Linked DNA regions of Homo sapiens: regions 1 and 3 are each linked to region 2. Evidence: chromatin contacts called from ENCODE Hi-C or POLR2A ChIA-PET data. All regions are on one chromosome and are shown on one strand. The core of a region is the stretch at or near the end of the contact, and the rest is flanking DNA. Distances in the headings are between cores, read along the strand shown.

Region 1 (3,212 bases), core at 689-3,188, 220 kb after region 2:
CAAGAGATCCTCCCACCTCAGCCTCCCAAAGTGTCTGGATTGTAGGCATGAGCCACTGCACTCAGCCAAAATGTTTAACTACATATAAAACTGGATTTTAGCAACAAGTTAGTTAGCAACTTATTCTTGAGCTTCACATTTAAAAAATGAACATCACATTTAACATTAAGACCATGGGAATTAAATGAAGACAAAATAGGAATATTATAGTGTTTTGGGTCTGTGAGAAAATGATTTGTGCTAAACTCCCTAACCTAAGGAATTTACAGGCTCTTTGTGGAACCTGAAACTTGATGATGTTTGTTTCCTTTACAATGTGGCTTGGTGAGACCTCTAGGAAGAGATCTCACATATTTTACAGACAAATGATGCAGGGAAATCACCCCAATTAAAGCAGTTTAAACTATGATGAATGTAGAGAATGGCCAGCAGCTTGTGGGACACCCTGCAGTTATCATTCAGTGAAATGATGTGTGCCTTTCACTCGGCAGGCTTAGTTTATCCATTTTTTTTTTTTTGAGATGGTGTTTCACTCTTGTTGTCCAGGCTGGAGTTCAGTGGCGTGATCTCGGCTCACTGCAACCTCTGCCTTCCGGTTTCAAGCTGTTCTCCTGCCTCAGCCTCCTGAGTAGCTGGGATTACAGATGCCCGCTACCACGCCCGGCTAATTTTTTTTATTTTTAGTAGAGATGGGGTTTCACCATGTTGGCCTCGAACTCCTGACTTCGTGATCCACCTGCCTTGGCCTCCCAAAGTGCTGGGATTACAGGTGTGAGCCACTGTGCCCGGCCTAGTTCATCTTTAGTAAAGGTGGCCAAACTGGGTGGGGCTTGAGATGCTCTGGTGCTCTAGTTCAGGAGTCGGCAAACTTCCTTTTTTTTCTTTTTCTTCTTTTTTTGAGACAAGGTCTTGCTCTGTCACTCAGGCCAGAGTGCAGTGGCAGGATCTTGGGTCACTTCAGTCTCAACCTCACAGGTTCAAGCGATCCTCCCGTTACCCACCCTCACCCCCATCCAGTAGCTGGGACTACAGGAGCACGCCACCATGCCTAAATTTTGTATTTTTTGCAGAGATGGGGTTTCGCTCAGCAAAGTCTTTCTATAAGAGGAAAGATGGTAAATATTTCAGCTTTGCAGGTCATACAGTCTGCACTGTAACTATGTAATTTGGACATAATTATATAATGTTTTGTGACACCTGAAAATTATATAAAATTCAAATTGTGTTTATAAATAACATTTTATGGGAACACAGCCACGCTCATTCATTTATGTCCACACTCCACAGCCATGTCCACATTTATTGAAACTGTGGACGTAAATGAATGGGCATGGCTGTGTTCCCATAAAATGTTATTTATAGACACAATTTGAATTTTACATAATTTTCAGGTGTTACAAAATATTAAACCTCTCTTGAGTTTTTATCCCCTTAAACATATAAAAATGCAAAGTCATCTTGGGGGTGGGCCAGATTCTATTGTGGATCAAAGTTTGTCAACCTCAGGTCTAGTTTAAAACAGTTTGTCTGTGTGGGAAACCATGGGATGATAAAAAGAAACACTCTGAGAGGCAGGGCCCTCCTTGATCTCAAGAGTAAGTTCCAACCCTTGAGTGCCTAGGCCCAATGGAAACAATTTATTTCTGAGCACAGCCAGGCTGGAGATGGGCAGCAGACAGTTAACACTGAACAGAAGATGGAGCAGCAAGGAAACAAGGCTTTGCTCTCAGAAGAGAAGAGTGTTCTTTGAAGTTTGATTAAAAGTGTTTTACTTCACACCTTATGGAAGCACATTACATTGTGCTTTTTCACTGCAGGATGAACAGAAAATCAGTAATGCACTGCTATCATCACATGCTCACACCTGTGGTTTGAAAACAGCAAACAAACCACTCTCCATGCAAGGGCGCATTGTCAGATAACACAACCGCTGAGAATAAGAGCCCAGAAATGTTCTTTCTTTTCAAGAGAACCAGGCTTCCTCCACAGTTCTCCCTGGTTTTGCTATAGAATGAATTCCCAGGGAGATGAGAGGATATAGAGGTCATTAACACGCTCCGTCTCTTCTGCCCCTCTCATTTTCTATTTTAAAATGTGCTTCCGTTTTAAATATTTTACTTCCTCTGCTTTGAATAATACCAGTACCCTACATCTGACAGGGAGTATAGTCTTGGGACAAGACACTGAGGCGGGGAGTAGATGCTGGAGCCAGACTGTCTGAGCTCTGGTCCATTACTATAATAATTAGCTGTGGTCCTGAGAAAGCCACTGAACCCTTCCATGCCTCAGTTTCTCCAGCTATAAATGGCAGTAATAATAGGGCCCACCTTCTAGAGTTACTGTGAGGCTTATATGAGCTAACATATGCATGGTGCTTTCAATATAGCCTAGCACAGACTAAGGACTAGACAAATGTTAACTATTTTTATTATCTGCATGTGTTTAATAAGTATCTCAGAACGTGTGCTTGTGTGTGTGCAATATGAACCAAATTGTCTTTCAAGGGCTTCTAAATTACTGAATTGGATCTTGAATTTCCTGAACTTTACTTGTTGGGGCATGTTCTTTAAAGAAAAGCTTGTATAAAAAAGGGTTTGTAATCCATATACAATAGGGATCTCAACTGTTTTCTGAAGCGCAATTTATTTTTCTCATATACTTTTCTTAAATTAAGTTTAGCTTAATGTTGCCTCCTTACATATTTTAAGTTTGGACTAAAGGTTTCTCCACACATAATGACCTGTAACCTAACTGGATGTGTGAGCAGACCATAATCTACTCTTGAAACTCGGAGCTGAGTCTCACTCAATCACTTGAGTTTCAGCTGAGTTTCAGCCAATCACAGGTGTTCAGCTGTTCAAGCCAAGGTCAAATAAGGCACATGCTCAGCTGTAGCCAATCCAGCTGCTTCTGTAGTTTACTTCTGTTTTGTATACTCACTTTCTTTTTCTGTCCATAAACATTATCTGACCATGTGGCAGCCCCAGAGTTGTTCTCAATCTATTCTGGTTCCGGAGGCTGCCTGATTTGTGAATCATTCTTTGCTCAATTAAACTCTGTTAAATTTAATTTGCCTAAATTGAACACTTCTGGCACTTTGTTACCATTATCTTTTTATCACATTTCATCATTTCCATCCTAATACGTTTTACTATCTTTAACTTCTCTTTTTATTGATATCTATCATTAATTTTTTGTAATTTAAATCAATT
Region 2 (2,996 bases), core at 264-2,763:
TTTTTCAGGGCTGGGCAAGGTGGCTCATGCCTGTAATCCCAACACTTTGCGAGGCAGAAGTGGGCGGATCACTTGAGTCCAGGAGTTCAAGACCAGCCTGGGCAACATGGTGAAACCCCATCTCTACCAGAAATACAAAAATTAGCCAGGCGTGGTGGTCAGTAGTCCCAGCTACTGGGGAGGCTGAGGTGAGAGGATCACCTGAGGCCGGGGAGGTTGACGCTGCAGCGAGCCAAAGTCATGCCACTGCACTCCAGCCTGGGCAGCAGAGCAAGACCCTGTCTCAATTTAAAAGGAAAAAGAAAAAAAAAGGATTTCTTTTTGGCTAATCACCAAGCACACTATCAGTATGTGGATTTGTTTGCCCCAGCCTTGAATGAACCAGCCAATGAGGAAATCAGGATGAGGTTCCTAGGGGATAGGAGGAATTGACGGTTTGACTCAGGGAAAGCTCAGTGGAAATAGAGTATCCACTGACATGTACAGGCCAGAGATGCAGGGAAGATGAAAGCACATGCATGAATTATGCTGAAGCTCTTTTTACCTGAAATCATCACCAGAGGGAGTTTCTGCATTTGTGCCACTTGGGCTTCCGTCCTCACTGTCCCCTCGTTGCTGTGCCAATCTACAAGCCACAAAACCAATAGTGCTATCAATTATGGGCTCTAAACCAAGAGGAGTATGGGGGCCTGGCAAGCAGGGTAAGGCAAGGAGTCAACTAAAAATGCTGCAAGGTGGAAGTGCACTGCCTATCCTCATGACAAGGAAAACCCATACAGCAGTGCTGACAAGAGCCCCTTCTCTCTCCAGGCCACTTAACGGGTGGAGGAAAGGCTAAATACCCAGAAGGTTCAAGGAAACTCCTTTAAAAACCAAACTTGACAAGGCCAAGAAGGTTCCAGGAAAGTCAGAAGGAGGAAAAAGAGGAATCAAGAACAGAGGAAAACCAGAGGGTGGGGATGGGGGTGTGTGTGACAGAAATGGGAGAAGTGGGGAGATAATGACAGAAAGGAGAGGGGACGGGAACTGAAATTATTGAGCATGCGGGGCACTGCGCTAAACAAAGGGCAGCCGCGAGAGTAAGAGGCTGGGATGATATAGGGGCAGATGAAGGGCACAGGCATGGTTGGGCCAGGCATACAAGTCCACGACGGGGGCCAGGAAGAGCAGCGGGAGGCGAGGAGCGCCCTTCAGGCCAGAGACCTTGGCTGGGAGAGGAGAAGATGGCTTTTAGGAGCGGCCGGGCCGCTGGGCCGGGGGTGGGGTGCAAGGCCGGGCGGCGGGCCGGGGGCGGGGCCGCAGGGGCGGGCGGGCTGGCAGGCCGAGCTGGGCGCCAGCACCTGCTTCCGCGATAGCTGTAAAGACAGTAGTGGCTGCTGGACGGCGGCTCGAGTCTCCGCTCCTCGGCTGAGCCTCCCTCTTCGCTGCTCTCTAGTTCCTTTTCATCTCCATCCATCGACTCCTGCAAAGAGGGGAGCATTGCGGCGGCCTCTGAGCGGCCCTGTGTCTCCGCCAAACCGCTCCCCTGCTCCCGTGCAGCCGTCGGTATCAGGGCTCGTCCGGCTCCCGGCCCTCGCACACCTGCGTTCCGCTGGTTTCCCCGGGTTCGCAGGCAAGGACTGGCCTGGAAAGGGAGTCTCTTCTCCCCACAGGGGCTGACAGGCGTACTGAGTTCGCCTTTACTGACAAGCTTTTACCATTTATTTTGAACTTATTTTCCTTTGAGACATCTGGGAAACTTTCTATGTGATAAAGGTGGCACAACTACCTAGCCACATGGAAAAGAATAAGGCTACTCGTCTGCCTCCTTGCGCGCGTGCCAGCACGCACAGACACCCGTTTGATCAAAAAGTTAAGAATTTAAAATGAATTTTGTTAAAGTGAAAATATGGGATAATTTTGTTAATTCTTGAAGAGGGTCTTTCCAAACATAACAAAACACTTAGAAGTCATACAGGAAAACGTTTAAAAAAATGACTACGTAAAAACTAAAAGGCCGGGCACGGTGGCTCACGCCTGTAATTCCAGTGCTTTGGGAGACCGACGCAGGCGGATCACTTGAGGTCAGAAGTTCAAGACCAGCCTGGGCAACATGGTGAAACTGTGTCTCTACTAAAAGTACAAAAAAATTAGCCACGTGTGGTGGTTCACGCCTGTAATGCCAGCTACCCTTCCAGTCTCTGCCCATTACCCAGTTCTAACACCAATTCACATTTTCAGGTGTTTGTTTCTGCAACACCCCATTCTCTGGTACCAGTTTTCTGTCTCAGTCCATTTTATGATGCTATAAAAGGATACCAAAGACTGGGCAATTTATAATTAGCTCTTAAAGGCCCCACTTCTTAATAGTCTTACAATGGCAATTACATTTCAACATGAATTTGGGAGTGGACAAACACTCAAACCATAGCGCCACGTGAAGGAGGAGGCAGACTGGAGTGATGTATCTACAAACCAAGGAATGTCAAGGATTGATGGTCATCACCAGAAGCTAGGAGAGGACATGGAACAGATTCTCCCCTAGAGGCTTCAAGAGAGTATGTCCCCACCAGCACCTCCATGTCAACTTCCAGCCTCCAGAACTGTGAAATAATACATTTCCATTGTTTTAAGCCACCGTGTGTGTGTGCATGCGTGTGTTTTGTGTTTTTTTTTTTTATTTTTAGTAGTGCAAACTTTATTCATAAATAAAACTTCATAAAGTTAAAAGCAGGGGCAGTTCCTATTTTTAAAAAGGAATAGTGGAAGGCAACCTGCCATTTCATTTAAAATTACAAGTTAGGTTTTTCAGATGGATAACAGTTGAGATCGTTAAATCCCCTTCCTGCTTCTCAGATTTTCACAAAATAGCACATTAAATCCTCAGTCCTAAGCAATTATGGCAGAGATTCCAAATTGCCTCTCCATATCAAAGTGGATAGCACAGTTTCTTCTCTTGCAATAAAGGTACTCATTTGATGAACAAGTGAGTATAGCAGTCAGATTCTTAAAAGATT
Region 3 (2,842 bases), core at 161-2,660, 140 kb after region 2:
ATTCCTATTGACAGAAATCTGAGTGGCACATAAACAAAACCCAGCACTTTCTGCCTTGATTGCACCATTTTGAATGATGCCAGATTCCCTTTCTGTTCCCCCTAGGACAGTTGACAGGGCTGGTGAAAGCCTAGTCGGCTGGAGTGGTCAGGTAACTGGGTGGCATCCTCTCCTCTGGAGAGCCACTCCCTCATCTCTAGGTCCAGAGATAATCTGGATTAAGACAGGGCTTAAGTTTCCTGTTTCCCAGGTTTGTGGTCAGTTTTGACTCGATCTCCAGAAACAAGGTAAAATAGTAAATGAACAACAGCCTTTGTGAAGGATCTGGATTCACATCTGACAGGAACAGCTTTCAGAAACAGAATTTTACTCAATTTCGCTAGCATCAAGTTCTCAAATTATACATACTTAGAATTGAAAACGTTTAAGAGGGTCAGAAAGCTGGCCGGAGGGGCAGTTGCTTCAGCTTTAATATGACAAATAAGAGGGCGAGTGGGAACTTAGAGGTCATATTTGTGACGGGCTCAGGCTTGGCTACGGGCCACGCTTCTCTGGCTTGGATCTCTGAGGCCCACTTCGGCCGCGGTCATCTACCCATGATGAGGGAACGGAGGCCCCGGAGGGGTGGCCAGAACCGATTGGACTGTCCACTCGAGGTGCGCGTGGCACTCGGGAGGCCTCAGTAAAGGCGTCGCCTCTCCCCGCCCAGGGCCTTCTTCCCCGCGCTCCCTGGCTGCTTTCCACAGGGACGGGGATGTCAGGTGGAAGGAGGGAGCTCCGGACCCTGGCCTCGGCGGAGGGCTCCTCACCAGGCCAGGGCGGCAGCCTCAGAGAGGGCGGGCCGCGCGCTGCCAGGGCAGGGACTCGGCCGAGAGTGCCCCCGCGGCCGGCAGCTGCGGGCGCCGCGGCGGGAACAAAGGCAGCACGTGTCTGGGCGGGACGCGGGCGGGGTCGGCCCTCGGCTCCGCCCTGCTCGGCGCCCGCCCCGCGTCGGCAGAGTTGGGTTGCGCGGGCGCCGAGGACTCTCCGGCGGCCGGGCTGCTGTTGGGCGGCGGCGCGGAGCGGGCGGCGAGCTGTGCGGGAGGGGCGGCCCCGAGGGGCGGGGCGGGCCGACGCCGCGTGTCCCGCCGCAGCCGCGGAGTCCGGCTCCTAGATGGGGCCCGGCGCGTAGAGGTGCCTCCCGCTCGTTGCCGCGTCCTACCCGCACCGTGCGCGGCTCGAGCTGAGGACACCAACGGCCGCGACTCCCCGGCGAGACCAGGCCGGAGCGTGGACGGCGCGCGCGCCCCGCGAGGGAGGGCGCTGAGGCGCGCGCCGGAAGCGGGAGCGGGAGCGGGAGCGCGGCGGCGGCGGCGAAGGTGCGGGCGGCCGAGCGGGGGGCGGGGCTGCGGTGCCTGCAGAACCTTGGACAGAAGCTCCCTAGCTGCCGCCGCCGCCGCCGCCGCCGTCGCCGCCGCCGAGCGCGAGCCCAGCCGATCCCCGCCGAGCGCCCCCGAGCGCCGCCGAGCGCCGGGACCGCGGCGGCGGGGCCGCGGCGCGCATTGCGGAGGGCGCGGAGCGCAGGAGCTGCCGCCTGCCGGGTAAGCCTGCGCTGGGCGGCCGTCCTTGGCCCTGGGGAGCGGAGACCGGGGTCGCGCCCGTGCGGGGTGTCCAGGCGGGGGTCCTCGGCCGCCTCCGTCGGCGACCGGGCCCCTCCCGGCTGCGCCTGGGGACCGCAGCGGCGGCGGCGGGCGGGGGTGCTGCAGTGGAGGCGGCGAGGCTGCGTCGCGGGGGCGCGGGTAGGGCCCGGGACTGGGGCGGCGGGGTGCGCCGAGGCGCGGGGCGGAGGGGCGCAGGGGCGCAGGGGCGCGGCGCGGAGCCCAGCCTGGCGCTAAGAACCATCTTGTTTTCCAGGCAGATCCAAGGGGGCAGCACGCTTCCCGGGAGCGCCCCCGCCTCCTCTCCGGGGCCGCCGCAGGCTCGGTGAGCGGTTTTATCCCTCCGGCCGGCAGGCTGGGCGCGCAGGGGCGCGAGCCCCCGCCCGGCGCGCAGCAGCACCATGGGCACGGTGCTGTCCCTGTCTCCCAGCTACCGGAAGGCCACGCTGTTTGAGGATGGCGCGGCCACCGTGGGCCACTATACGGCCGTACAGAACAGCAAGAACGCCAAGGACAAGAACCTGAAGCGCCACTCCATCATCTCCGTGCTGCCTTGGAAGAGAATCGTGGCCGTGTCGGCCAAGAAGAAGAACTCCAAGAAGGTGCAGCCCAACAGCAGCTACCAGAACAACATCACGCACCTCAACAATGAGAACCTGAAGAAGTCGCTGTCGTGCGCCAACCTGTCCACATTCGCCCAGCCCCCACCGGCCCAGCCGCCTGCACCCCCGGCCAGCCAGCTCTCGGGTTCCCAGACCGGGGGCTCCTCCTCAGTCAAGAAAGCCCCTCACCCTGCCGTCACCTCCGCAGGGACGCCCAAACGGGTCATCGTCCAGGCGTCCACCAGTGAGCTGCTTCGCTGCCTGGGTGAGTTTCTCTGCCGCCGGTGCTACCGCCTGAAGCACCTGTCCCCCACGGACCCCGTGCTCTGGCTGCGCAGCGTGGACCGCTCGCTGCTTCTGCAGGGCTGGCAGGACCAGGGCTTCATCACGCCGGCCAACGTGGTCTTCCTCTACATGCTCTGCAGGGATGTTATCTCCTCCGAGGTGGGCTCGGATCACGAGCTCCAGGCCGTCCTGCTGACATGCCTGTACCTCTCCTACTCCTACATGGGCAACGAGATCTCCTACCCGCTCAAGCCCTTCCTGGTGGAGAGCTGCAAGGAGGCCTTTTGGGACCGTTGCCTCTCTGTCATCAACCTCATG

The links. A loop is a pair of places that touch in the nucleus more often than their neighbours do. ChIA-PET counts read pairs that join two places held with the same protein, here RNA polymerase II (POLR2A). Pooled maps may share reads with other maps.
Region 1: a pooled map shows a loop between it and region 2 (2.9-fold over the local background). The contact joins the enhancer-like site here to the promoter of C17orf75 in region 2. A Hi-C loop is called at or near these places in 1 of 37 single-sample maps with no recorded cell type and 2 of 50 pooled maps. POLR2A ChIA-PET finds 5 or more read pairs at or near these places in 3 of 52 experiments (GM12878, activated B cell and activated CD4-positive, alpha-beta T cell).
Region 3: a loop to region 2 is called in a pooled map, with 3 times the contacts of the local background. The contact joins the promoter of CDK5R1 here to the promoter of C17orf75 in region 2. A Hi-C loop is called at or near these places in 1 of 168 maps with a recorded cell type or tissue (gastrocnemius medialis) and 9 of 50 pooled maps. POLR2A ChIA-PET finds 5 or more read pairs at or near these places in 11 of 52 experiments (CD4-positive, alpha-beta T cell, GM10248, GM12878 and 8 more).

The regions. Positions count from the first base shown.
Region 1 is chr17:32,556,618-32,559,829 of GRCh38, forward strand. All of the region lies in intron 21 of MYO1D (myosin ID), which reads right to left. Among named protein-coding and RNA genes, the nearest start is that of CDK5R1, 71 kb to the left of the region's middle. Within about 2 kb of position 1,939, at least 4 of the 41 ENCODE cell types and tissues checked have a DNase peak (open chromatin) inside an H3K27ac peak, as active enhancers do; they include GM12878, where a contact is called at or near this core.
Region 2 is chr17:32,340,660-32,343,655 of GRCh38, forward strand. It overlaps C17orf75 (chromosome 17 open reading frame 75), which reads right to left and starts at 1,514. Exons shown (of 10, transcript NM_022344.4): 1 at 1,341-1,514; 2 at 545-625. The coding sequence starts at 1,480. RefSeq lists silencers at 544-726, 1,221-1,300 and an enhancer at 1,195-2,081.
Region 3 is chr17:32,485,583-32,488,424 of GRCh38, forward strand. CDK5R1 (cyclin dependent kinase 5 regulatory subunit 1) reads left to right here and starts at 1,411. Exons shown (of 2, transcript NM_003885.3): 1 at 1,411-1,580; 2 at 1,894-2,842. The coding sequence starts at 2,039. RefSeq lists enhancers at 197-698, 1,938-2,497 and silencers at 771-1,300, 1,411-1,670, 1,761-2,050.